Regions from separate parts of the Mus musculus genome. Here region 2 is linked to region 1. Evidence: chromatin loops called from intact Hi-C (ENCODE). Cell type or tissue: gastrocnemius. All regions are shown on one strand. Each heading gives the region's core, and the rest is flanking DNA. Links, peaks and the distances in the headings are about the cores only. Region 1 overlaps Nectin1 (nectin cell adhesion molecule 1). Region 2 has its middle 31 kb from the start of Gm36855.

Evidence for each region. Peaks named below come from ENCODE experiments on the same cell type or tissue, not always from the same donor. Only the 100,000 strongest peaks of a DNase experiment are listed, where the experiment ranks them.
Region 2: it touches region 1 in a loop (2.3-fold over the local background); 3 of 42 quality-filtered maps call a loop at or near these places.

What each region holds. Positions count from the first base shown.
Region 1 is chr9:43,798,578-43,812,610 of GRCm38, forward strand. Nectin1 (nectin cell adhesion molecule 1) reads left to right here. Exons shown (of 6, transcript NM_021424.3): 6 at 4,895-8,884. The coding sequence ends at 5,439. Among named protein-coding and RNA genes, the nearest start is that of Gm46108, 15 kb to the left of the region's middle. In gastrocnemius, for the core only: a CTCF peak has its summit at 3,599 (motif pointing left); DNase peaks (open chromatin) are centred at 3,601, 5,226, 6,266 and 7,231; H3K27ac peaks cover 1,973 bases.
Region 2 is chr9:43,482,238-43,497,545 of GRCm38, forward strand. No RefSeq gene overlaps it. Among named protein-coding and RNA genes, the nearest start is that of Gm36855, 31 kb to the right of the region's middle. In gastrocnemius, for the core only: a CTCF peak has its summit at 9,359 (motif pointing left); a DNase peak (open chromatin) is centred at 9,169.

The DNA of each region.
Region 1 (14,033 bases), core at 1-8,000:
CGGTGGATGAGGAAAGTGGCCCTGGGGAGGTGGTGTTCAACCCAAGCCCTGAAGGGGATGATAGCATGAAGCTCCCGTCCATGACAATGATCCCTCAGCTTGCAGAAAAGCAGGACAAGATGGTGTAAGTGCTTGGCAGGGCGCCGGTCATGGAGAGCATTCTAGGCTCTGTAGCTTTGGCTTTCTCTGAGAGTAAAACAGAGTCAATGAGGGGCTGTGGGCAGGGTAGCGATGGGATGTGACTTACACGTTAATGGGATTTTACTGGCTGCTGTATCAAATACAGTCTATAGAAGCAAAGGGGAGAGAGCAGTTGGGTGTCGATAACCATAAATAATCCAGTTGAGAGATGGCGGTGTCTTGAATGAGGGTGGTGGGGATAGAATGGTGAAAAGCACCTAGATTCTAGATTTATTTCGAAATATAATTTACAGAGTAGTTTGGGACACCAACCATTCTCATCAGACAGATGATACAGCAAACCCTGTCATCCTGTGATTAGTGGGGTCAGAAAATCCAATCTAGCCGAGTTAAATGTAAGAGCGCGGTATTTTTCAATGGTTCTTCGCTGGGAGAGCAGGGAGGTAACCGCGGTGGAACTTACATGTGCATAGCGGCCGCGCTTCAGTGAGTCAGCGCCAAAGGACAGGCGGCCACTTCTCCCAGCTCTTCCCTTATTCCGACTGGAAGGAGAACCAGAACCCACTGTGATTAATCGTAACCTGCGCTTATTAGCAATGAGTTTGTAATTAATAGACTTGGATCTGACATCGTGTAAAATACAGCGAAGGATGCAAAGCCGTCGGTCCATAGGAAGTCTACAGAGGAAGAGTTAAACATGAACTACAGAACTGAAGCATGGTGGAGGCATTGCAGCAGGGCGTGTGGTGTGAACGAAGGCTTGTTTGTGCTTAGGGACTCACTCGAGGCTGGTTCTGTATTCCCAGCTATTTGGGAAGCTGAGGCCAAAGGATCACAGGTTCAAGGACAGCCTGAGAAACTTACCAAGACCCTATCTCAAAATATGAAGTAAAAAGTGGTTAAGAATATAGCCTGGTGGTAGAGTACTAGCTGGTGCCAGGCACTTTGTTAAATCCTTAGTATTGCATACACACCGCAAACTGGAACTCAGATAGCAAACATAATGTATTAATCAGCTTTCTGGTACCTGTCATAAAATACATGAGATAATCAATTTAAAAAGTGGAAAGGTTTGCATACCTTTAATCCCAGCACTTGGGAGGCAGAGACAGGCAGAGCTCTATGGGTTCAAGGCTAGCCTGGTCTACATAGTGAGTTTCAGGACAGCCAGGGTTATGTCATGAGATACTTGTCAGGTCAGGGGGTGCAGGGAGGTAGGTGGGGAGGGGAGGGGAGTACACTCTAGCTCACAGTTTCAAAAGTTGCAGTCTATGACTGATTGACCTGTTACATTAGGGCCTATGACGAGACAGTGTATCATAGAAAGAATGTGACTGTAGAATGACTCATTCACTCTGTGGAAGGCAGCAAGCAGACAAGAGACAGGGTCCCCATAGCCCTTTCACAGGTACACCCCCCAGTGACTGGACTTTCTACAGCTCTAAAGGTTCTACCACCTTCCAGTAGTGCCATGAACTAGCAACCAAGCCTTTTGCACTGGGGCCTTTGGTAAGGACAGTTATCCAAATCACAGCAGTCAGCAATGAAGGTGCATGAGAGGAGCTTGGCAGGCCAGGTTCTAAGACCCAGCAGGCAATGGGGACTCACTGCTGGTCTTTGAGACAGAGTGGTCATGTCTTTCCAATGGGAATTAATCTGCTGACTGGGTGGGGCAACCAAGAGTAGAGACTCAGTAAAGGTGAGAGGCCCACAAATGTTCTACCACAACAAAACCCAGAGAGGAACTCAGAGTGAACAAATGGTGGTGGTCGTGGGAGCCCAGGGGAAGCCCGGTAAATAGAGAGAATGAGAAAGGACAGCTAGCCATGTTAGAACAGGTGGGAATTTTGAGTTGGCAGTCCCAGAGGTTTCTTGACTCTATAATCTAACTGTTAGTTCTCCGGGATGGTCCTGTCTTCTGGAAGCTGGGAAACCCTCCATCCTGTGTGTGTATGTCATACTCCAGGGTATGGGGGAAGGTGAAGGGCTCCAGTGTGTCATCTAAGCCAATGTTTCTCAAAGTGTTTGTCCAGCTGTTTTTGCTGACCTCTGAGTAACGGCTCAAGGTTCCAGGAAGTACAGTTTGGAAAACTATCCCAGACACCTTCAGAGATAACAGTTCTGTGGCTGAGTGGGAGCTGTGTACTTGAGGTGGCTTGAGAAGCCAGGAGGATCTCAGTTGAGTCACAGAATGGAGCTGAGTTCTGTCCTGAGCAGAGACAGCAAGGCCCGTAGGTCCAAAGATAAAGCCTCCGCAGGGACAGCGGAGAAAGCTCACAGTGCAGGTGGTTACAGAGCATTGAAAGGAAAAGCCAAGGACTCAGGGCTCCTCACCTCTGCAGGCGAGGGGAGCATAGCAGTTCAGATGCAGCAGGCTGGTCCTTCCATCTAGATGCCTCGATTATTGTCTTAGCCTCTCTGAGCCCACACCATCATCCTTCAAGGCTGGACAAAGTCTAGCCTCCAAGAAACCTTTGTGAATTGCGTGCCTCAATGTTCTTATTCTCTTATTCCCTGAGCACTTCACTGTCAGCTCCTTCCATGTCTGCTTGCTGCAGTGATCCCAGGCATTCCTTTGGCTCTATAGCAATGCTATGACTAGAGAGAAAAAATAGTCGGTGGATATTTGCTAACTGAATAAGGAAGTAGACAGGTGAAGATTGGCCAGGAGTGTGGCTCAGAACCTCAACGCTCAGGAGGCTGAGCTAGGAAGGTCATAAGTTCAAAGCCAACATGGGTTAATGAGACCTTGTTTCAAACCAACCAAGCAAAGAAAGACACGGAGGCAGATGGAGAGGAGGACTTTATCTGAGGCCTGGAGCTGGGGAGGCAGGCTGAGAACACAGATTTCCTTTCTAAGGACAGTGGGACCCAGTAAACCATGATGAGCTCCCAGAGAGGGTTGCAAGAGAAGCAGTCAAAACAGCTCTCAGTAAACACTTAAACTCTCTCAGTAAACTCTGTGACCTGCACTGAGGACACAGTGGTGACTAGTGGGGACCCAAATCCTCTGGGCTTGTGCTTCTCTCAGACAGCTCCAGGCTCAGGAGCTTCTGGGCGGCCACAGCTCAGCCATGTGACCTCAGGCAAGTGTCCCGGACCCTGTCCCCTTTTGAGGCTCCTGTGTTTTCACTAGCCCTCCCAGCCTGAGCAACATGAAAACCTCTTCCCCCATCCAGGACCTCCGCCCTGCTCCTGCCTGCTTGCCAGTAGCACCCCACACACTCACATGGGGCCCATGGGAGGCGTGTGATTCCAATGGAGTGAGTGATGCTGAATCAGGGAGTGAGCTGGCTGCAGCAGGCTCCCAGGAGCAGACACATGGGCCCAGACAGTTCCTTGACCCTGGCCCTCCTGGGCCAGACCGGGAAGAGGCCTGGACAGCAGCCTTCCTTCCATGCTTGCCCTGGGTCTACACCCCAGCGCCTTCCTGAGGCCAGTCATGGTCTCCGGTGCCACCCTGTGGTGGTGCTGGGAACCGTCTCCCTGTGTCCTGCCCTAGGACCTCTTGGCCTCTGGCCTGGGCTGGCCTGGACTGACTTCATATTCACTCATCCACCTCCCAGGCCTCAGAGGGGGTGGAAAAAAGAGACAACAGGGTAGAAAAGAAGGCCACCATCCACCTCCCCCTTCCATCTTCTTCTGGTCTTTTTGTCTTTTCCTGCCTTTATTGCCTTTTAATTTCCACTCTGCATTATTGACTTTTCATTTTTCCTTTATATTTTTTTCTTTTTTTTTTTTTTAGACAGTCTTGATCTATAGCCCAGACTTCCCTTGAACTTATTGCAACCCCCCTATCTTAGTCTCTCACATCCTGAAGTTACAAGTATGAGCCATTATGCCTGGCTCAGACCGTCCACACTATCTGCATATCCTTCCGCATACATTTGTGCCTGGCAAAACCTGTGGGACATGGAACATGCTCTCACATATGTATGCTCCTGATGTGTGATACACATGTAGTCCTCTGTATCCCCTTTCTGCCTGTCCCTGCTCTGTGCCTACCATCTGTCACTTTGGGTGTTTCAACCCTGTAGCCCAAGCTAGCAATCCCAACAGGTCTCTACCTTGCCCTGCAGGGCCATACCACAACCAAAAAGTCACAGCGCTTGTTTGTAGCACACTGATAGGCAGTTGGCACTCACAGGACGTCGGCTGAGCCAAAACTTGGGAATCTACTTTCTATCTGTCCTGAAGACAAAAGGAATTAGTCTGGATTACCTACTAGGTTCCTGGTGTTGGGTCAGTCACTTCTACATGTCAGGCAAAGGGACACTGGTGGCACTTGCATAGGGTTGATATGAAAAAAAAAAAAAAAAAGGCAGGATGATTTCTAATTGGGCCTTTGGGTAAGTTAACCTCGCTAGCCATCTCCTGCATTGAATAGAAATGAACAGCAGACCTCCTTGGAGGGTAGTGACCGTGAGGGACACACAGTTGGGTGCATGTAGATGTGCCTCTGCACCAAGGTGGGATAGGACAGAACTAATGCCACCTCCAGGGATGGTCAGGATGGAAGGCTGGGCGCTCTGGGTACATCAGCTGCCTCTGCTCCTCTCGCCTGCCTGGCTCCCAGTGCTGCAGCTGACCTCAGGAAGGTGGGGTGCTAAGGGGCCTCTGGAATCAGAACTGCTCAAACTCGGGGTGTGGACATCCTGTCCTGGGCTTTTCCCTCCCCTGCCTCCCTACACCCCCGCTGACTTCTGAAGAGCAGACACTGACACAACCCCCTCCATCTCTTTTCCTCACCCAGAATTCCCCTACACCCCGACTCCTGAACACGGGCGGCGCGCCGGGCAGATGCCCACAGCCATCATTGGGGGCGTGGCAGGGAGTGTCCTGCTGGTGCTGATTGTGGTCGGAGGGATCATAGTGGCCCTGCGCAGGCGCCGGCACACCTTCAAGGGTGACTACAGCACCAAGAAGCACGTGTACGGCAACGGCTACAGCAAGGCAGGCATCCCGCAGCATCACCCGCCCATGGCACAGAACCTGCAGTACCCGGATGACTCGGATGATGAAAAGAAGGCCGGCCCATTGGGCGGGAGCAGCTATGAGGAGGAAGAGGAGGAGGAGGGCGGTGGAGGAGGCGAACGTAAGGTGGGCGGCCCCCACCCCAAATATGACGAGGACGCCAAACGGCCCTACTTCACTGTGGATGAGGCTGAGGCCCGTCAGGACGGCTATGGGGACCGGACTCTGGGCTACCAGTATGACCCTGAACAGCTGGACTTGGCTGAGAACATGGTTTCTCAGAACGACGGGTCTTTCATTTCCAAGAAAGAGTGGTATGTGTAGCCCCGCCTTCTGGAGCCTCTGTCTGTGCCCACTTCTCCCAGGCCCCTACCCGCACGCCCCCCTGCCCACCCCCACAGCCCACTGCCCTAAACCAGCCCCAAACTCCTGAGGAGCCAGAGGAGCTCAGGGCAGACCCCACTTGGCTTCGTTTTTTTGTTTTTTGTTTGTTTTTTGTTTTTTTTTTTTTAATTTCCTCCCTCACCCACCCTTCCCCCTGGTGTTGTGTTCGACCGTGGCTTTGGTGTTGCTGTACCTTTCCTTTAAGGACCCCTTCCACTGCCCTGTGTGTAGGGAGCCCTGTTCTTGTCTTGTGTACTTGGGCATCCCTCCAGGGTTTGGGGAGCCAGTCCTCTCCCACCCCCCCACCCCCATCCCCCAACACTGGAATTTGTTTGTGTTCTCTCCGTTGGGAATGGAGGGCAAAGGGAGCTTCGAGATGGAGAGCACCCTCACCCCCACCCGATATGCTGCTCCTCTTCTCAGAAAGATGTAACCCAAGCCCCCACTAAGCTGATGCAGTCAGTGCACCTAAGAGGTTTTAGAGGAGTTCTCCGTGGTACCCAGGGGAGTCTTGTGTGGGGAATAATGGAGCTGAGGGTTCTGCTGGGGTCCTGGGCAGTGTGTTTTCCTGGTGAGGGTGGTTTTATGTTTTCTTTTTTTTTTTCTTTCTGGCCCCCCAAATGGAGTTGGCGTAGCTCTCATATACCCCTCTCTGTTAACGCCCAGTCCGTTCTGTACACAGTGGGTGACCCCAGGTGGATTCTACCCACAGTTCCTATATGCCTCTGCCAACATATGCACACATATCCATGCACACATCCCTGGGCCTATGCCAACCTCTCACGCCCTGCCCAGGCTGAACACTGCCCGAGGCCCAACCCTCTGCTCCACCTCTTACCCGTTCCCAGCTCAGGAAGGGATCAGCCCACAGAAGCATTCAGAGTCAGCTAGGATGAACCTCCCGCACCCACCCACCCACCCCCAAAGCCACTCTACAATTTCAGTGTAGCTCCAACCTTTCCTGACAATGTACATGTTTCTCGGATTTCTCCTTATCTGTCAAGTGCTAGCAACACTTGACTCTTCTGGAAAGTCAGGGCTGGGATCCCAGGAAGGAATGCGAGGCACAGAATTATTGAGACGGAGAAGGCTGCTTTGTGGAAACTGCAAACACAATTGAAGGGGGACTGCTAGCGTCTCATATGGGAAGGCTGGCCTAGATGTGTCTCGGGTCTCAAAGAAAGTGCAGGGGCACCGGGGACCTGCTGCGTATCCACAGACTGACCCCTGCTCACTCTCTCCTGGTGCCAGACTGGCAAGATGGCCGTGTAGAAGGGCCTTTGCATGCAGTCTCCCTCTTTGAATGGGATTCTGGCTTTGTCAGCCGTTCGGGGCTGGGCCTTCCCTTGAGTGCATGGAAAAAGGTCTCCCCACCCCACCTCACCCCAGCCCTCTGTCCCCAAGCTCAAAGTGCCTCGGTTTCTCCATCTGTGCCCCCAGATTACCCTCATTCTAAATGGGCATTCCCAGGGCCTGCCTGTCAGGATCTCAGCCAACTCAGCCCTAAGTGACACTCGCTGAGGGATCACAAACATTGGGGAGAGGGAGGCAGACCATTCTGTGCCCTACGGGCACTGACCCACCCTGCCATAGGCTTCCTAAGGGAGCCCCAGCCCACACCCCACTCCTCCCTGGTGCTGCTATTGAGTTCCCAGTCCAAGCGCCATCTCTGGCACCCCTTACTCAGCCCACCAGCTGGGGCTCTTCTGCCAGGCCCTCACTGCCCTAGTCCCAGCCCAGGCCGCCCAGTAGCCACGTAGCAGAAGTCTGAAGCCATGCCAGCCCTGGGGCGGCTCTCCGTCTTGGCATTGGGGACACTGGATGGGGTGAAGTTTGGGGAAGAAAATTCTGGGGCCTTTCTAGCCACAGGGAGAAGGAAGATGGAGGAGCTGGGCTGCTTCTCCCAGAAGTATTAGTGTCCTTTCCATGTCACAGCTCATCCTGTTCCTCATACCACTCTGCCCCTCTCCTTGGTCCCCCTCCCCCACCCCCAAGGCAGGAGGCAGAACCCTGACTGCCCCAGAGTGGTATTTCTGTCCCTATGGGGCCATAAGACTGAAAGACTCACCCTCCCGAGTCTCTCGCACCTTTCACGGTCATCCCCTATCCCCTGTCTTGTGATGGATCGAGGAGGCCCTGGGCCTGGACAAAGCACCTAAGCTCCCTGTACAAACCTGCACGCCTTTCCCCGAAGCAAAGCACAATTTATAGGGTCCATGCAGCAGGATCTAGGATCCCCAGCCGTGGCACTGAGCGCTTCCAGGCGGCCGCCACCTGGGCTAAGAAAGGACAGGAGTCAGGGGTCGGTAGCTGGACCCAAGGAGAAGGGGCTTTTCTTGCCCTGTGTTTGCGGGACAGTGGACACAGCCAGCTGACAGTGTGACAGAGCGGAGGGCATTTTGCTTCACCTTCATGCCCCCCCCCCCCAGCACAGCTGAGCTTCTGCCAGACTGCGGAGAGTAAACTTGGTGTGTTACCTGCCCAGACCCCTCCGGATGTCGTCCCTAGCTGCCCTCCCCCTCCTGTCCCTCCCCTGCCCCTGGACCCCTGTTTCCCTACAGATTTTGGTATTGTTCTGGTGTGCAACAACCCTCTGAGTCTCTTTTACCAGAAGGACCTGAAATACAGCAACACACAATTAGTGAACACACGCCCAGCACACCAACACACGCCTTCCACAGACCAAGCACAGGTGTGTGTGTGTGTGTGTGCACAAGTACACACATAAACGAGAAACCTGTATTAATTAATGCTCGGGCCCCAAGCCCTGGGAAGGCGCACCCTCTGCCAGCCACCCCAGCGTGCCCCAGTCACTGGTGCAATAACCTTCCTGCCATCGTCCAGGTGGGAGAATCAGGACTCACGTCAGGTGGGTGAGGCCACCCCTCTGAGCCCAGCAGACACTGCATCCTTTCCTGGGAGGAGGGGGGTGCTCCCAGGCCTCTGGAGGAGTCCAGGTAGAGACTTCCCCAAGCCTAACTGCCAACTGAAACCCTCTCCTGGTGAGGGCAGGTGGCTCCAGCTGACCTGGGCCGGAGACACCGAGAGGTGAGGAACCAGCCTCGCTGATGCTGCTTTCTGACCCCAGCTGTGAAGAGTGGGCTGGGGGGAAGAGGGTGACTTTTTTTTTTTTTAACAAATGGAAACAAAATCCAGGAGAAGCTGCCACCCTCGCCTGAGTGTGACTAAGCTTCCTTTGCTTCAGTTTCTATGTCACTGTTTTCCTCTTTGGTCCTGGGGACAGCCCAGCAGATTCCCCTGGTCCTGACCTGGAGGGGGGGAGTGGTTGCCCCGCCCCCTTTTACTTGTATTAAAAAAAAAAGATGGGTTGAAAATGTACTGAGAAAAAAAATGTACTTTTTTATAAATAAAGTGTTTAAAACAAGCCCAAGTGCCTCTTGTCACTGCAGTGGGGTGTGAGCAAGAGAAGGAGACAGACAACCGGACAGCAGGGACGACAAAGGCCAGAGTATCTGATTCTATGATAGGGACTCATTGAGGGGCCACATGGCCACCTTGCGGGCTTCAATGGAGCTATCCCAGGAGACATGAGCTGCGCAGGGCACAGGGGGATGGATGGCTGGCATCTGCTGGCCAGGGCCAAGGCATGGGGGTGTGGGGCAAGAACTGGATGACAAAACTGCACAGCTGAGGAAGGAAGGGCTGCTCCGGCTAGAGTCACAGGCAGCCCCTGCTCCAGAGCTCTTATGTCAGTCACCACCCCTCCCTAGGTCGCTCTCCTCTCGCTCACTTCCTTAGAATTCTGTTCCTCCCTGCCAGGTCCCCTGTGGCTCTGAGGAGCCCCGCAGTGGAGCACCTGCTGTGTTCCATCCCTGGAGACAGAAGAGGGGGCTCCAGCCTTTCCTCTTATATTCTGAGGACACAGCCCAGTCTCCCAGCAGCTCCTCTAGGTCCTAGCCTTACTCTCTCTCTCCCAGGAGACTGGTTAGAAGGAGCTCCTCTCTTCCCTCCTCCTCCTCCTCCTCCTCCTCCTCCTCCTCCTCCTCCTCCTCCTCCTCCTCCTCCTTCTCTCCATACCAACACCATCTGCTTCCCATCCCCTGGGCTGGAATGCAGGACAAATCGACCCTGAGGGTGGGAGGGCAGGGGCTTCAGGGACTGCCCCCTCCTACTCACCCCTGGTGGCATCTCCTTTCACCAAGATCCACCCCATAGAGCTTTGGGCTCCTGGGAGTGGGGATGGGTTGAGGGGCAGGGACCACAGAAGCCAAGGGAGCTGCTTAGCAGAAAGATCTCAGGTTCGCGTGGGAACAAGGCCACCTCCTCCACACCTAAGACTTGGGCAGTACAGAAAGGCAGAATCCAGCATGGAAAAAGCGGAGCCCACAGCTGTCAGCAGCTGGCTGAGCCCCTCACTGGAAAGCTAAACCAAGGAGCCCAGGACAGAGCTGTGTTTAGGTTGTTGATATTCGAATGGGATGCAAATTGGTTGTCTGAGCGTTTATTTCCTCAGTTTTTCAGGCTGTCTGTTTAAGTTAATTTTTAATTTGTGCGAGCAATAAATGCTTAATTACATTATTAATATATTGGAAGAGAGCAGTGGACAGAACATCCTAATTGGCATTTAACTAGAGCGTTCCGGCAAATTAGCCAAGACTTTCTCCCGCTTCGAAGAAGGAGGGCAAGCCAATTAGTCTCAGACACAGCCTCTGTGGGCGGAGCTTGGCCCTGGAGAAGCCAGACCACACCTTCCCCAGGCCTGGAGCCTGATGTCTGACTGAAGAGAGCAGCATCCACACTCAGCTCCCTAGCTGAATCAGGGCTTAGGAGAACCTTCATGCTAGTTAGTTACACCATGGGTCCTCGTTCTGTCTACACCCAAAATCTTTGGCCAGTGCCCCAGACAGAGAGCAGGAAACCTAAGGCTGGATGGCCCAAAGCAGTCCCTGCATGCATAGGGCAAAGGATGTTTCCGGCATACCACCATTGCCCATGCCAAAGGCAATGGCAGAGCATTCTCTGAGCAAATCTCCTGTTTCAGTAACTACAGGAGTAAACTTGACCTTCAGGATTCCGATATTTGATAGTGCAGTCTTTCACATTTTGGGTAACTGGAGGCCAGGCCACTATGCTAGTCTGATTATCCCTGCTCCAAGAATTCAGGGCAAAGGACCCCTAGGTTCCAAATTAGTCATTGGCCTTCTGTGGCTACATAGGATGAGAATTACCAATTTTGTTTGAGAGGATGTGGCATGACCTTCTACCTTGACCTTGAATACATAGGGGCTGTGCAGATATTGGTGGGTCACAAGTACTCTGGGCAGACAGCAGACCTTAGCATCTTACATTATTTGTTACATCTCACGTTAGTACACATTGCTAGTTTAACCCCCTCACTCTGTGTGGAGTGCTGAAGTCTAGAGAGGAAACTAGGGGTGGATGAACCCAGACATACCCTCTAAGTGTATAATGAGCTCGCTCACAGGCAGGGCCACCTCTGAGAGCGGGGAATGGGAAGTGGGGTGTCAAGAAACTGGAGAAGGTGAAACAAGTTTCTGTTGACCAAAAAGCAATGCAAGCCCCCAGTGGAGCATAAGGTGGGCATGCAGGAGCTACACTGAGCATTGAGTAGAGGTGCCAGTCACATTAGACACATTGAAGAAAACTTGCTGGGAAAGATGTCAACGGATGGTTTAAAAGAATGAGAAGGTCAGGCGATGGTGGCACACACTATTAATCCCAGCACTTGGAAGACAGAGGCATGCAGGTCTCTGAGTTCAAGGCCAGCCTGGTCCACAAAGAGAAAACCATGCCATAAATAAAACACACACACACACACACACACACACACACACACACACACACACACACACACACAATGAGAGGGACGTGGATGGTGAGACAGTGGAGGAAGGCCTCTGTTGGCTGACTAAGCACCAGCTGGACTCTGCTTTTGGGAACAACGCTGTATCTGCCTCCGTGCCCAGCAGCTTCTAGGAAACAGTCCTCGGGTTTGACCTGGATGCTAACGTCTATGCTCCTCAAGCCCTATTATATTCCCCCCCTGCTCCAGAAGCTTCATGATGGCCACGCCCAGGTCTTTAGGAGGCTGCTGTCTTACTCCTGGTCTGTACGAACTCCTAGATGATAATCAGAGGCATTGACCCCTCTTTTTATCTCTCTGACAACAACTCCTTTCCAAGTACACAAACACACACACACATACTCCACACCCACTACCCCACCCCACCTCTGGCTTCATCATATCCAGTTCACCCTGAACTCCAGGCTAAGGCCAGCACAGAAGTTGTTATGTCTGCCTTGAGAAACAACCCAATAGCACCCTCTATGCATGCCACAAACTGCACTGAGCACAGATTACTTAACCCAGAATCATCCAATGCATTAATTACGTGCCTTGTTGCTATGACAAAATAGCTGACCAAAGCAATTTAAGGAAGAGTTTATTCTGATTCACTGTCTGACAGTGTGGTCCATTTCGGTGAAGGAGTCATAGCTTGAGGGCTGATGACATTGTATCCACAGTCGGGAAGCAGAGGGAATGAGTGCTGTTTTCAGTTCTTTTCTTTTCTTTTCTTTTCTTTCTTTTTTTTTTTTTTTTTTAATTTGAGCTGCAACCTGAGCCTAGGGAATGGTGCTGCCCACATTTAGGATGGATCTTCCCAACTCAATTAACCTAATCTAGATAATCTCTCAGAGGTACTTCAAGAGATGTGTTCCATAGTGATTCTAAATCTTATGAAGTTGACAATTAAGATTAACCCTTACAGTTGAGGTTTTAAAACTCCAAGCCTTGCCCCAGGCAGATATAGGCAGAACCTTAGAACTTGGGAGCTTTTAACATGCAACCCCGGGACAGTTTAAAAGACAGTGAGATCCAAAGCCTCCAACAGGAAGTTGTGAATGTTCTCAGGTGTCAATCATGATGAAGAGGAGGGTCCTGAGATAGGAGCATGATTAAGCCTGATGGTGCTTGTCTGTAAGTCTGTAATCCTAAAAATCAGGGAAGCTGGGGGAGGATTGTGAGTTTAAGGCAAGCCTTGGATAGAAAGCAAAACCCTAATGAAAGAGAGAGAGAGAGAGAGAGAGAGAGAGAGAGAGAGAGAGATCCATTGACTAATAACATGTGTTAATATCTTGAATAGCAAAGTAGATGGATAGTTGGGGGACATAGGAAAGTAGTGCTCATAGGGCTTAGGTACCAAATATGCCATTTATTATCATATGATCATTATTAATCCCCTTCATCACCATGCTCCAAGACATAATTTCCTGCCTGATGATGCCTGTTACAGAGACCACCACCTGGAGGCAAGTGGAGGGCCAGAGGATAGCCATAGCTGTAGGGAAGAAGTCTGATGTTACACCACTCCTGGATGTGGGGCTCTGGGCACTTTCCAGAAGAGAAAAGAGGTTCCATAGGCCTTCTGTGAACAAAGATTCCGGGTCCATGGGGCTGGAGGAAGTGAATGCGCTTCAAGAAGGAAATTGACAGTTCCCTTGGGGCCCAGTTAGGGACACGAGAAAGGGCGTGAATGATAGAAAAGGGGAAGAGAGCAATGCTTATATCCTTCGTGCCATTTTCCCTGACTAAGGACCAGCTCAAAGGTCCCGAAAAGGCATGTGTTCCACAATGAATGAAAACCTTTTTTTGTTTTGTTTTGTTTTGTTTTGTTTTGTTTTGAGAGGATGGCTGATTCAGACATCTGCAGGTCCCCCGACCTCCTCACGGCCAATTTCCTCTCAACCGGAGCATCTAGCCTATCTTGGTTAGCTTTCTTTCTATTGTTGGGGTAAAACACCAGACCCTAGTGCAACTTAGGGGAGAAAGGGTTTATTCATCCATATGTCCACATCACAGTCCATCAGCTAAGGAAGTCATGGCAAGAACTCAGGCAGGAACCTGGAGGCAGGAACTGAAGTAGAAGCCGTGAAGGAGTGCTACTTTCTGACTTCTTCCCCAAATCTTGCTCAGCCTGCTTTCTTAATATTCCAGGACCATCCACCCATGGGCGAACCACTCACAATAGGCCAGTCTTCTGGCATCAATCATTGATTAAGAAAATGCGCCACAGTGTTGCCCACAGGCCAATCTGATGGCTTCATTTTCTTTCTTTTTTTTTAAATTTATTTCTTTATTTTATGTATACGAGTACACGGTAGCTGTACAGATGGTTGTGAACCATATGATGATGTGGCTGCTGGACCTCTGCTTTGCTCTGGCCCCACTCACTTCTGCCCAAAGATTTATTATTATACGTAAGTACACTGTAGCTGACTTCAGACACACCAGAAGAGGACATCAGATCTCACTACAGATGGTTGTGAGCCACCATGTGGTTGCTGGGATTTGAACTCAGAACCTTCGGAAGAGCAGTCAGTGCTCTTAATCACTGAGCCATCTCTCCAGCCTGGGTTCATTTTCTTAATTGAAGTTTCCTCTTCCCGAATGACTCTAGCTTGTGTCAAGTTGACATAAAGCTAGCCAGCACATAAGCTCTTTTGCATTTCCTCAGCCTCAGGAGAACCTCTTAACCTGTAAGCCAAGGAGC
Region 2 (15,308 bases), core at 4,987-12,986, 310 kb before region 1:
AACAGTACTGCAGAAAGCTGTGCAGGGCTCTTGCTGGGCAGGCAGCCACACTGGCCTTCTGGAGTCCTGGGAGACAGCTCAGAACTTGGAAGACAATGTTCTATTACATGGTTTCCCACTGGGCCTGCATGTTGAGCTCAACAAACATTCAGAGAAGAGTAAATGCTTGGGCCATTTTCCCCCATGGAAGGATGAGACTGTCTCAGAGATGAAACGCACTACCGCTGCTGCTGTCTTCTCTATGGCTCTGACGTCTCTTCTCTCTCCCCAGCCCTGGCCATCGGAGGCATCTGGATAGGCAGGGCTTGGAGAACAGGAGTGAGACCTAGCAAGGCTTCACATCTGGCAGTCACAGCTCTGAAGGGACCGAAACAATTCATCACAGCCCTCCCCTGCTTCTAGTACACCTTGCTATAGGTTGGCTCAGCTTCTCTAGTCGCTCAGCTCCTCAGTACTGGGAGGAGCTTGCCAAGGCCCCTGGATCCTCACACATGGTGGATTCTACCCTCCCAGGGCATCCCTGTAGTACAGATGTCAGTCCTGCAGTCAGAAAAACAGAGAGAGGCCCAGAAGACAGCTGAAGGCAAAGAGGAGATCTGGGCTGGGCTGCAGATTCAGTGACGCATTTGGAGTGGAGCCCTGGTCTTCAGTTCCCGTGCAGACTTCAGGACATGTGTCATAAGGGAATCCCAAAGGGCAGTCCTGGATCACACACTTCTATGTCAGCTATTTATTTTCGAAGGTCCTCCACATGTGGTCTGTGTCATTTTGCTGTGGCAGGAAGGCAAGGTGCAGGTGTTTTGAGGCTGGTCAGCAGCAGTGGATTTAATGGGAAGCCAGGCTGAAGCCTTGCTCTCCTGTCAGGCGGCCTGGACCCTTCTAGAGGAGGTATCCTCTCTTCCCAGGGAGACTGGAGTGGCCTTGTGTTATAGAGGACTCGTGAGTATAGCACAGCCTTGTGTTTCAACAAGAGAGATTTGAGGAAACTTTGAGGTTGTCACCCCTCACAGTGCCCAGGTTTTCTTACTCCCCATGAGCAGGGGGAGAGGAAGGGAACACTGGACTACTGTAGAGTCTGTGACAATGGTCTGGTTTCCAGAAAAGACATCAGGCTGCCCCCTTTCTGCCCACACACTCTCAGACTGCCAGCACACACCAGCTGCCAACCTGATTCTAGTTAGCTCCACGACTGCCCTGGGAAGGCAAGCTCCCCAGACATTATTATCAGTGTAACAACCCAGTGTGACAGTCTGGCTCCCAAACACCTGACATGTGTGGTTCTATACATCAGGGTTAGTGTTTGTCTTTGTCTACTGGGGCTGTGGTGACAAAATACCACGGAGTGGGTAACTCAGAAATCAGAGTATCGTTCTCATAGTTTTGAAGATTGGGAAGTCCAGGGTCAGAAACTGGCAGATTCAGTGTCCCACGGTGGGAGCCTCATTCCTGACTCATAGATGACAATTGTGTCTTCACATAGTGGAAGGGGTAAAGGGTTTCTCTCAGATCGCTTTCCTAGTGGCACTAATGCCATTAAGGAGATTCTTGAAGGTCTCATAGTATTATCATCTTGTGGAGCAAGATTTCAGTACCTGAAATTTTTTAAAGATTTTTTTATTTCATGTGTCTGAGTATTCTGCCTGTATGTATGTATGTGCACCCTGTATTTTATGTGTCTGAGTGTTCTGCCTGTATGTATGTATGTGCACCCTGTATTTTATCTGTCTGAGATTTCTGCCTGTATGTATGTATGTGCACCCTGTATTTTATGTGTCTGAGTGTTCTGCCTGTATGTATGTATGTATGTATGTATGTATGTATGTATGTGCACCCTGTGCATGCAGTGTCCACAGAGACCAGAAGAGGGCGCTGGATCCACTGAAGCTGGAAGTTACAGACAGTCGTTGGCTGGGTAGAACATGCTGGGAATACAACTTGGCTCTTCTACTTGCTGATGGATTGAGCCATTTCTTCAGTCCCATTTGTACTTGAATGTTTGAGGCACATAAACAAGTGTAATGAGAATTTGGGTCTCTTTAAAAACATAGGAATGTTATGGGAATATATTTCAATCCCAAGGTGTGGGATATGGGGCTGCTTCAGATTGTCCACAACAGCAGACTGATTTGCCTCATGCTCTGGGAGGGGCATGAGTTTGCCAGCTGCAGATAGTTTTGACAAATGTATGAGATGTGGAATTCTGGGGACTCTTGGGAGGGAGGGTATATAGATGCAAGAGCTCTGAGAGGAGTATAGAGCTTGCTGTTCCTCCTGCTGTAGATGGCTGCTGCTGCTGTTGGCTTCGAGTTGCTGGCTGTTGGTTGTTGTTGGTTGTTGGTTGCTGGTTGTTGGTTGCTGGTTGTTGGTTGTTGTTGGTTGTTGGTTGTTGGTTGTTGGTTGTGAGTTGCTGGTTGCTGGTTCCTGGTTGGAGATATCCTAAAAATGAAGCTCAAAATCTCCCCCAAGGAACTCGATGCCCCTAAGCAGCAGGAAATAGTCTAATGGTATCTATGGATGCTCCCTTTCGCCTCTAGCCTTCTTTCTCTCCTCACCAGAATTTCGAGATTGGAAGGGTTAAGGGTCGAGACGGGTGGTAGAAATAGAAACCCATGAAGTAGCCAAAAGTCTGGCTACAACAGAGTCCACACAGTACAAGAATATCAAGGAGCAAGGTAGGCATTCTGCTCAGTCATAGGAGGGACTCCAGCTGTTCTACTTTCATTTCTGTTGCTGTGATAAAATACTCTGAAAGAGTTTGCTTTAACTTCTAGGTTCCTGTCCATCATTAAGGAACAGACAAGGCAGGAATTTCAAACAGCCAGGCACATTATATCCACAGTCAAGCACAGAGAGAAATGAATGCACACACATGATTGCTTGCTTGTACAAAGCTTGACTCCTATACAGTTCAGGGCCTCCTGCCTAGGGAGTGGATCCACCCACACTGGGCTGGGTCTTGCTACGTCAATGAACTTAATTAAGACAATCTCCACAGACAAGCTAACTCAATGTAGAAGTCCCTCATTGTGACTCTCTTCCCAGGTTGATTATAGGGTATGGCAAGATGACAAAGTTGTCATTTCAACTGAGGTGTTCTCATTTTCATGGCAACCGAAGCTGCTCTTAATGCCACCCTGTAGCTTGAATAGCTTGAAAGTAGGTACAGAGTCCGCCCTCAGTATGTGCCGGGCAACGGTTCCAGTGCTCCCTCTCCCCCACAGACACCAGAATCTACACGTACTCACGTTCCTTATAGAAAACCTATACATGTCTTTCATATACTTAGATTGCCTTTAGATTATTTCTCATACTCAAATCAGTGTGATACTATATAACCCCAAGAATAATGAAAAAATCTGTACATGTTTGTATAGGAGTACATTTATTTCCATGTATAATATATATAATATACAAGATATAATTAACATATAATATATGCATATATAATATATAGTGCATGCATATATGTGTATAATGATATATATAACATAATAATATAATATATACATAGTGTGTATATATGTGCATATATAATTGTTTGTTTTGAGACATGATCTCTCTATACACTCTAAACAAGCTTCAGACTTACAGTTCTCCTGCCTTGTCCTCAGAAGTGCTATCCTAGGCTCATGCTACCATCTCCACTTCTTCACAGGGATTTTTGACTTTCAGTTGGTTAAACTCTTGCACATGGTACCTGAAGATATAGAGGGTGACATAGATGCCATTCATATTTTGCAGGGAGGAAACAGTCTCATGTGATCCACCTGAGTCCATACACTTCTATTCTGGAAAGCAGGGCATGGATTCAATGCCAGGAAATAGAGAAGAGGACAGGAACGGTGGTCCAGCCAGACCTCAATACCTATTTACAAACATCTTTGCTACAGTAAACTTACTACCTGCACAGAAGGCTGCTGGTTAAATTAATTAATCTTGTTAAATGCCTTGGTGGGGTAGCTCCCAGGGCAGTCCAAAGATCTAGCCAGTGATGTTAACTTCTGGAAGACTGTAATGCCCCATCTCCCCAACTGTTAAGATGCCTATCCTCAGCTTGGGAGGGGTCTCTCACACCCACTGAAGTTTAGCCACCATGTGGGTCCTGGCATTTCCCTGACCTGGGCTGGGGACGGGGGGGGGGGGGGGGGACGGGGGAGGGGGGAAGGACTCACGTGCAATGTGTGGGAGCGTGGTACGGTCAGGATTTTGTGCTGTGCATCTGTACATAAGAATGAGCCCAACCACGTCACTCCTCATATGTATGAACATTTCCACGTATGTGCACAGCACAACACATGTGGTCACTTGTGAGCCTGTGATTAGTAGACATGGACACCTCCCCTCCTCTCCAGATCCATGGGCAGGAAGCACACAGCAGTCAGCCTTGGTCTGTCTTGTACTTGCAGTGGGGTGTTTTGGTAAGCTGTCAGATGTAAACATTAGCCCCCTAGAATCTCCTTTATGAGGAGGCCAGGAGAGGCAGGTAATTTATCAAGCATTACTTAAAATAGTCCCCCAGCCTCTCACTTCCTCTCTCTTGTTACTGTCTCAGTCTTGATTGTTTCTTCTCCTCTGTGTCTCTGGTTTTCCTGTCTGGAGATTGACAGCCCCCTGCTAACTCAGCCTTGGAGATGCCAGGTGTTGGTGAAACTGACACCTCCCTGCTTGGCCTCCTCCCTTCCCTGAGCTGACTGCTCCTTGGCTAACTCAGGCACACTGTGGCTCCTGTCTGCAGGCCTGCACTCGGGCTGATGGGTGAGCGGTACCTTGCACTGTAGAAGTTTGGGAATCGGGTACTGATGCTGCGATCTGCTGAGTGATGGACCAGCTAATGAGACTCCTGGCACCTGAAGGCCCACCCTCTTCTCACCCTCCAGCCTTTTACGCAGGCCCAGGTGTTATGATGCTGTGTACCAGTGCACAGCCCTCTAACTAGATTCAGGGGGTGGGTGGGGTGCATCAGGAGTCCCTGTAATCTCTACTTCCAAGATGAAGTGACAAAGGCCAGTGGAGGAACAATACCACTGTTTAAATTTTATACTGCTTGTGCAATGGTTACTACCTCTGTATAGAGCTGAGAAAACAGGGCTTCAGAGGAGGGTGCCAATCATCCATCCAGGCATCACCATTACTCCGAGTATCAGTTGTCACTGATGACCACAAACAACAAGATCACTTCTAGCTAATATAACCAGGAAAGACATTTGGGTGGAAGATTCAGAAAGCTACAGATCATGTGAGAACTTCACAAAAATGTGTGAGTTAAAAGATTAGAGTCAGAAGCTAGGTCACTTTAGGAGGAATGTGTTAGGAGGACTCAGCCCTGGATGCTGGGTGCCACTAGAGCCACTGTCACATGCATTTCACACTCTTCTGTGTGTACCCTGGTATCTGAGGGTCAGCAGGCGTCACATCACCCCTCAGTGTCTGGAGACTCTATCCTGCCTTTCACGAGTCACAAATGCAGATTAGGGATCCTAAGATGAGCAGCCAGCACCAATGGACCTGCAAACCATGTGAATGCTCCAAGGGGGCTAAGCTACCTGGCTGCCAGGCAGACACTCTCTATTACAGAGTCCTAAACAATTAGGCTTCAGCCAATCAGAATCGAGGCCAACAAAAGCTGAGTTTGGCTATGGTTGTGTCATGCCACCAGCTACCTGTCATTTCTATATCAATAGAGCAAAATTCAGACCCAGGACTCCTGACTGCCTGGGCCAGAGTTCTTGCTATTGAGACCATGTTTCTCCAACTTTTTAATAAAAAGTGACTGTCATCAGTGACACACTGGAGTGAACCTGAGAGAAATAAGGTAGATAGATAGATAGATGATAGTCTAGATAAATAGATAGATAGATAGATAGATACATACATACATACATACATACATACATACATACATCATACATACACAGATAGATAGTAGGTAGATTACATACAGATACATATATAGATGATAGATAGATAGATAGATAGATAGATAGATAGATAGATAGATAGATAGATAGATAGATGTGATAGAATATAGGTAGATAGATGATGATACATAGGTGATAGATTGATACATAGACAGATATGAAGGAGTATAGGTAGATGGTAGATAGATTAGATAGATGGTAGATGGTTGGTAGATGGTAAATATACATATTAGACAGCTGATAGATGATAAATAGTAGACAACTATATTAAATATGTTAGATCAGATTAGATCAACATAAAAAGGTATGTGGTGGAAGAGAAGCCCATTACATATTTTTATATTTTGTCATTATGATAAAAATGAAAAACAACCCTGTTGAAATTCAGGCTCTGCTACTCAACTGCCTGCCTGTCATCTCTGCTTACTTGCACACCATCTGTCTCAGAAATGCCACACCAGAGTCTCCACACCCGTTCCCCAACCATCACCACCAACCTCGGCTACCTGCATCTTCCCAGCTCAGCTGAGATCTTGCTTAACCTGCTGTTTGCCCATGCTCAACCCTTCAGTGTCTTCTTTGACTCTTCTGTGTTCTCCATCCACCCTTTGTCTCTGTTATGGGATTCCTATACACGTCCTACACATAGCATGTCACAAAATCTTTGCATGACCACCTATAGCCTATCTGTCCAAACTTGCCACCATTTGGTTCCAACTACCATCAATTCCTCCTTGGAGTCTCACAACACCTTTCTAAATTAGTTCTCCTGTTCTTTGAGGCTTTTCTTATCACAATGGCCAGAGTTTTCCTTAAAACGTCTACATCATGGACTAGAACGTGGCTCCATTGGGACAGTACTTGCCTAGCCTGCCTGAAGCCCTGGGTTCAATCCCCAGCATGAGTGGAGTGTGGCAGCACACACCTGCAAACCCTGCACTGGGGAAGCAGAGGCGGTGTGGTTAGATGATCGGTGTCAGTCTCGGCTATGTAGAGACTTGGAAGCCAGCTTGGAATGCGTGCAGCTCTGTCTCGCGTGAAATAAAGCACATGGCATATGATGTCACTCAGTGCCTTCAGATTTACTCAAAGGCAGGAACAGCATTCTCCAGGTGTCTCTGAGGCCTTCTCCCAGGCTAGACTCCACCATCGCTGACATCATCTGGTCCTCCCTGCCTTGCTCGCTCTGCAAGCTATGTAGCCACAAAGCCCGCTTCCTGCTCTGGAGCACGGTGCTCTTGCTCTGTCCCTGGTTCTTGGCGTGTGCTCTTTTCTCATGCAGAACTCTTCCTGGCACATCTGCATTGCTTCCTCTGTTCCTTCTCCCGTCCCGTTGCTCAGTGCTGGCTTCTGATGAGACCTGCCCTGACCTGTTTTCCCATAGTCCTAATTACCCCATAGTGCTCAGCATCTGACACACGTCACTCATTTATTTTATATCTTGCTCTTTGTCTCGCTGTGTTAGAATGTCAACTCCAAGCAGACAGAGGCTTTGCCTGTCCAGTGTAGCTAGAGTACGGCCTAGAGTATTCCTAATGTTTTTGAAAGAATGAAGAAAGATACAAACTGTTAGGAGGGATATAATTTAAATTTGCCTAAAATGGAGATCTTAGCCAGTACGACATAGTTTCTAAGTCTTAAACAATAAACACCGCACCCATACGCACACACGGCATTTTTGACCGGCTTTGTGCCTGCGATGGCTTCGTGTGATTCTGACTCCAGGTTTTCAATACATTCTCTTCAGACTGTTGATAATCTCCATTGACAAGAAGCTTTGCATGCAGAAACCAGCAGCACATTCAAAAATTTGCCGCAGTTGAAATTATGTTTAAAGACTCTCGGAGCCCTTCCTTTTCTTCCATTGGCAGACGTAACGGTGAAATACCCGGGGATAATGCTAATGGATTTGAACGCTATTGAACGTTTTTCATACCAAGCATTTCACAATAGCGCTGACACTCCAACCTGGAACAGGTGGGTGCATTGTCACAGCCTGCAGCTGGCTTAGATGTCATGAATGGCAAAGGAGCCGGCAATGTTTACAGTCGCCTCAGCCTCCCTCCCTTCCTCCTGCTCACTAGCAGCTCCTTGGAGTCTATAGGATGCTTCTGCTCAGAATAAAACACACATCCCGTGATGTCACTCCAGAAGTCCTCTGACATCTCTGCGGGGCCTCTTGCCTTAAAGGACAGGAGCCTGTTGTCAAATCATGGAACCATCCAGGTGGCAGAGGCTCTCTCAAGCTGTGACAGCAGGATGTTGATGGGGTTGTTCAGGTCTCTTGATGGGGACTATGAGATCCACCGTTGCCTCCTATTCTTTGATCTCTGCACAGAAACTCCAATAGCCTCCCCCTGCCCATATGACAAGCTTTGAGACCCAGTGGCCATAGCCCAGTGTCCCAGGGCACATCACTCAGGGGACTGACCTGTGGCTTACTGAGTCTAACACTGACCAGTTATGTGTCCTTGGGTGGGTCAGCCTCCTACTCCAAATTCAGGCAACAAGAGAAAGTTGATTAAAAAGGTGTCTGTAGAGGAATGGGTGTGTCCTCCTGGGATTGTGGGACTGGGATTGCAGAGACTGATTTGGGATAGAATAGGAGGGTCCATCTGAGAAAGACATTCCTCGGCCCCCTCCGAACCCATAGCGCCTCCAGATGATCATTTTTATATCTTGGAATCCCACAGACGCTCCTGATAAAAAGAGACTCCTGCAGCTAACAGAAAGTTTGAAATCAGTGCATTCTGATGGTCTCTTGCCCCTGGGGCCTCTGCTTCCTTCCCACTGTCGCTGTGTTCAAGGAGAAGAAAATAATTCAGAATGAACTTTTTAATATATTTTACCATAAAAATGCCATCTTTCCTTAATAAAAGTAAGACAGGAACCCTCAAAGTGGCCATTGGGAAGGATTTTCTCCGTGTGATGGGCTGGATGGCCCACGCATTTCGTCGCTGTATTTGAGTCAGCTTCCCTTTGGGAGCGTCCATGTGACTCCTTCTAACAGGAGCCTGCTGTCTCCTGCACACTGCCTCCAGGGAGTGACAGAACAACCTTCCCTCCCCACCCTCGGCCCATGACACAGGGAAGATAAAGTTCAGAGTTGCTTTCAGTGATACGTTATGAGGGACACTGGGGTAGCACAGGAGCAAACAGAGATAGTGACATCGCCTGGCCAACTGGTTTGCCAGCTGTGACCAGCCTGCCCGGGCTGAAAAGCCCTTTTTTATCCCATTGGTCCTAAGAGTTTCAGTTCTCGACATTTCCCTCCACTGGGTAGCCATCACCTGACAGAATCCAGGAAAGTGGAGTATAGTCCTTGATATCCATGCCATTTCATAAGCCAAAGCCAGGCTGTAGGCAAAGAGCCTCCTTGTTAATGATTACTATCCACCTCTACTTAAGCAATGCCACTTTTTAACAGGTGCCCCCTACTGGTTCACTTTAGCAACAGCATCAATAGTATTCTCAAGCAGAGAAAGGCGCAGCAAATTTCCTAATATTTCACTGCTTGATGGGAGCAGAGAGAGGATTAGACACTGATGGTCTATTTAGGGTCCTTCCTGGCACTTGTGGGCAATCGGAACAGCCCAGGAGCTTAAGATCTCTCTCTCTCTCTCTCTCCCCCTCTCTCTTTCTGTCTTTGTGTTTTCACTTTTAATTTGAGACAACAGGAGAAATAAGCAAACAAAAGTGTACATGCAAATATCAGAGTCTTAGAGAGAGAGGAAGCCATGGGCTCTGACATTCTCTGCATTCTCACATTGGTGTGTCTGTCTGTCTGTCTGTCTTTACATATACACAGAGTACACATACATGTACAGGTGCATATATGTGAATGAAGGCCTGAGGACAAGCTTGGGTGTTGTAACTTGGGTGCTCTCCTTATTTTGAGACAAGGCCACCAAAAATAAAACCTAGGCTGGCTAGCCAGTGGGCTCTCGAGTTCCATTTGTCTTCAGTCCCTCACACTGGAACTACAAGCCTGTACCACTATGCCTGACTTTTTGTGTGGGTTCTGGGGTTCAAACTTGCATGGCAAGCACTTTACAAGTTGGTTTACCAACTGAGCCATCTCCCTAAGTCCTTTTATCTTTAAGAAAACCCATCAGAGAGTGCTGGAAGGGGTGAGGTTGGTTGCTCCATTGTCCTACCCTGTACTTCTGTCCAGAATCTAGACCCCTAAGGGAAGGGTTTGCCTTGAATAAGGAAATGTGGCTCTGCTTGTGTTTGTAGCCCGAGTTCCCTCAATAGGCAATTGTGACTTGCAAAGGCTCAGGGCCAAAAATGCAGAGAATGTCAGAGCCCACGGCTTCCTCTCTCTCTAAGACTCTGATATTTGCATGTACACTTTTGTTTGCTTATTTCTCCTGTTGTCTCAAATTAGAAGTGAAAACCAGTACAGAGCAGCACGAGGCATTCCTTCCTTGGGATGGAATTACCTTCCTAGCCTTGGGGTTTGATCTTGCCAAGACAATTTGGAATCCGTTACAGCCTTGCGAGCATCCTAAGGTTTCCTTTCATCTGCTGGCCTCTGGGGATGCTATGTTTATTTAGGAGAAAGGAGGAGGCCTGACCTTTCTAGGTTTCTGGGCTCACTACACATTTATGTAGACTTTCACAGGCAAGACCCCACGCCCAGGACCCTTCCTGTGACCCATGCCTGGGGGCTTGCTGGAAACTGGAGTGGGGGGTGGGGGAGGGAGGGTGCCAGATTATAACCAGTGTCTTTCTTTCCCAGTTAGAGGCACATGTTTGAACTCCTGCCTGCCTAGGAGCTCATATCTGAAAGGATATGAGGAAAACCTTACGGCATACTCTCAAAAACCAACTCAGCTTTAACAGCTTTAACAGTCCAAGTCTGCCCTCCTCAGCCCCCGCGCTCGGGGCGGGAGAATGCTAACAGCATTGGTTCCCTCTCATGGAGGGAACAGGGCTCAGATGAGACCATATTCATTCAAAGCTATGCAGAGTGATGCACAGAGTTCTGAAGGACTGTGGTTCTATAAGTACATGGATTCTATATGACATTCCAAGAAAGAGAACTGGTCCCAGAAACCTCACACAAAGCTCCCCCATCTCATTATCTTTCTTCCCCAAAGATCCTTTTAGCTCATTTGTTTGTTGTTGTTGTTGTTGTTGTTGTTGTTGTTGTTGTTGTTGTTCTTCTTCTTCTTCTTCTTCTTCTTCTTCTTCTTCTTCTTCTTCTTCTTCTTCTTCTTCTTCTTCTTCTTCTTCTTCTTCCTCTTCTTCTTCTTCTTCTTCTTCTTCTTCTTCTTCTTCTTCTTCTTCTTCTTCTTCTTCTTCTTCCCCCTCCCTCTCCCTCCCCCTCCCCCTCTCTCCCTCTCCTCCTATCTTCCCCTCCCCTCTCTCCCTCTCCCCCCTCCCTCTCTCTCCTTCTATTGAAAGTGCTCATGAGAGGGCAGCACTCCCTACCTCCAGGCTGCATGGTCCCTCCCAGACAGGTTTCTGAAGAGAGATTTAATTCAATTCCACAAGGATTTGCTTGTGCCACAGTGCTTCACACTGCACGTTGACAAAACTAGTATTGACGAGTTCACTTTGATTTTCATGGTAACCCTGAGAGGCAGGTAGCAGATCAATTAGAATTCCTAAATTTGAGAAAAAGAAAATGAGAGTTAGGGGTTAAATGGGGTCGCCAGGCTTACTGGAGCAGGGGGAGAAACTCAGCAGGAAGTTCTGGATGCTGTTAGAGGCTGCCCCACTGCTCCTGAGTCCTGGAGTCCCGATCTCAGCTCCCTGCACAGCATCAGCATGTAGATCTCCTTGCCCCCATACCCATTACCCATTGTCCTAGACCTGGGGACATTACCCTAGACTCAGAGATTTCCCCAGCTGATCTTCAGTTGGTCATCTCTGCATTCTCTCTCTCTCTCTCTTAGTTCCAGCTCTCAACCCTGAGCCTGGCACATGATCCATATTTAGTAGATAATGAATTCATAAAGCAGGCATTAAGAGTAGGAAATGGTAGAAACACTCTGGCCAACAGTAGCAGAATCGTTAAGGAAACTATGAGGTATCTTGTATGTGGACTATCATGTGGCTGTTAAAAACCACGCTAATGAAAAATTAATATCAGTGTGAAAAAGTCATAGGTTATTGCCCTGTGAAAATGCAAATCACAACCTGCATATGGCAGTAATCTTAGCACTTGGGAATCTGAAACAAGTGCCATGAGTTTGAGGCTAGCCTGGTGACATAGCTTCAGGCTAGCCTGGACTATGCAAAGAAATTCTGTTTTAAAAACAAACAAAACACCACCACTGCCACTACCAAAACGCACTATAAAATCGTGCATAGATTATGACCACAGCCATATAAAATACAATAACACGGACACAATTATGCATTTTGTTCTCTGAAGAACACAAGACGGATATCAAGGATATTAAGGGAAGTCTTAGTTTCTCTCCCAAGTCACATGTCTGGGTTCCTGGTGGACTTTTCTGGTTGTGAAAATGGATAGGGTCTCAGAACCGCTATCAAACAGACAGAGAACTCGTGGGCTGAGCTCCCACCCAGCTTTAGAAAACACAGCGGTAGTCATTAGGAACTCTGCCTTGGATTCACAGAGGAGAATGAGACACTTCTTCCTCACCTCGTTTTCCTTGATGGGGCTCTGAGGCTGGTAGATAAAGAGAATGTTATAGGCTTAATGGGTATTGATTCAGCAGTAGATTTGACAGACTCTCCATCCCTATGAACAAGGTGGAGAAATGTGGGGCCAGAGAACAGCACCATTCGGTGCTCAGAAAGAGGCTGTAAACACACATGCAAATGATCATGGTCAGTGGTTTCCAGACTATTCTGGAGTAGGCTCTGTGAGCCGATACCTGCCGCTCATCTAGCCCATTGCTCCTTCTTTCTGATGCCAATGGGGCTCTACAATCCTCAGGCCTCCCAGCAGACCAGCATTGAGCATTCAGTTTCTGTGGTGAAACTCACTAGCCATCAGTCAGTCCAAGCCTTGACCTTTAGGGAAATCTCCTGTATTTCGGGACTGCCTTATCTGATCGGACTCCATGTGACTCGGGATCCAAACTCAGTAATGAAGTGGTATGTCCATTTCCAAGATGACTTAAAGTCTGGGAGGAAGGGTGAGTGTATCAACATTGATCAACATGTAATCAAAGTGTATTATGGGATGGAAGCTAAAGAGTCAAGATGAGAGTAATTTAAAGTCCCACACTTTAGTCTGTGAATGAATCTGCACAAGATCAGATAGATTGCTTGTAGCAATGGTTTGCCAGCAGTTCATCAAGACAGTGGGGCACAAACTAGACCAGGAGGCCATCTGAGGCCGATAAAGCTTTGCACAGTACAACAGGCCAGGATGGCTTAGACTCATCTAGAGTTAAGGCTAAACTATGAACTTTAAAAACCTTTATAAACACTAAAAACCAAAACCAAAACAAAACTGTAAACATACATTCATATTCCCAGCTTACTTACATAACATGAAATCCATCAATAGAATATAAAGCCAGAGGTAAGGTAAATAAATTCAGGAGACTCTGCCTGCCTCTCCCCCATGAACATGTTTTTGCTTATGTTAGAGGTTTAAAGGATCAAAATTTTAAGGGCTTCCTCTTCCTTCTCCTCCTCGTCGTCTTCCTCCTCCTCCTTCCCCACCCCTTGGCTGTAGCCTGGCGCATTTCATTCAGGCATTCACTGGACGTCAGTGTCAACACCATTCGGAGCATATTGAGCCTGGGAGACTCAGCTGGAGAGGGGGCCTGCTATATCATCATCTACATCTGTTTGTGTCCATCTGAGTAAGATCCCAACTTGCTTCCCCCAAGGCTCTCCTATGCATACAGAGTAGGGTGCAATTTCCTTAGTCTGGAAGCATTTTAATCTTGCCAGGACCTGAAAGTGGTTGCTTTTTAAAAAAATCAAAATTAGAGAAACATTTTAAAACACAGAAACACCTCAAGGCTTCTGATGAAATATGGCTGTTCCCAGTTCCATGCCCCTCAGCAGCCTCTACCCTGTTCCCCAGCAGATACCATTTTGACAATATTTATGTCTTTATTCTGGAATTACTTTCATATCTCTAAACAATGTGTTTTAACTAATGCATCTTAATGTACGTGCTTTACGCATTATCTATTGATTATCACCAAGTGCCAGATTTTCCTCTATTATCCGCAACTCCCCCATCTTCATCCTTTTAATGTTTGCTCTCTCTCTCTTTTTTTTTTAAATCGGTAAATGGTGTCAACTGCTTTGCCCAGGAAACTATGGATGACTGTCCCATCAGGTTAGTCTCGCACCCTTTCTGTCCAGTCCTCACTACCCCCAGCTCTTCCTCTGGGCCTCTCTCACCTGACTTTCCAGACCTCCTTGCCTCCTTCCGTTCCTTCTCACTCAAGATTCACTCACAGCTCTAGTGGGGTTTTTTTTGGGGGGGGGAGGGGGTTGGGGTCTGGACGTAGCCCAGTCTAGTTTCTAACTCCCTATGTAGCCAAGGATGGCCCTGAGCTCCTCCTGCCTCCACCTCCCAAGTGCTGGGATTACAGGCTTGTGCTACCACATCTGTTTATTGAAGTGTTGGAGATCAAACCCAGGTCTTTGAATAAGCTCAGTTAACACTCTCCCAACTGAACCAATCCCCAGCTTCCCCCATGTTAGACATTCTCTCTCTCCCTCCCTTCTTCCCTCTCTCTTTCTTCCTTCCTCCCTCCCTCTCTTCCTCCCTTTTTCCTTCCTCCCTCCCCCTTCTTTCCTTCCTCCCCTCCCTCCCTCCCTCCCTCCCTCCCTCCTTCCCTCCCTCCCTCCCTCCCTCCCTTCCTCCCTCCCTCCCTCCCTCCTTTACTTCCTTCCTCCCTCCCTTCCTTCCTCCCTTCCTTCCTTCCTTCCTTCCTTCCTTCCTTCCTTCCTTCCTTCCTTCCTTCCTTCCTTCCTTCCTTCCTCCCTTCATCACATCACATGCTTTAGTTGGACTTCAGCACAGACCCTGAGGCATTCTTGAAACCTTCCTTTTAATTTCCCCAGAGTCCCTTCGTCTTTGCTTGTTGGGCTGGAGACAATGTTCTCTTCAGTCCATCTATTCTTCTCTCTTGATTTCCCGCAGTTTGCAGGGTGCTCTTTGAGTAAATGCTAAGGAGGAGTACAGGAGCAAAGATGATCTGAGTCCTTAGAAGCCCCAAAGTGTATCTGCTCTGCTCTTATAACCCTTGGGTGTGGGAGTCTGACAGTTTCTGGTTGGAGACTGTTCTCATCCAGATCGCTGAGGCCAGCTCCACTGCTGCCCAGTGTCATGGATGAGAAGTGTCTGATGCTAGGCTTCGTAGATGAGCTGTCCCTTCTCTTCCCACCAGCACACCCTTCTCCACACCCCACCTTTCTTTAGCTCTGCTGTTC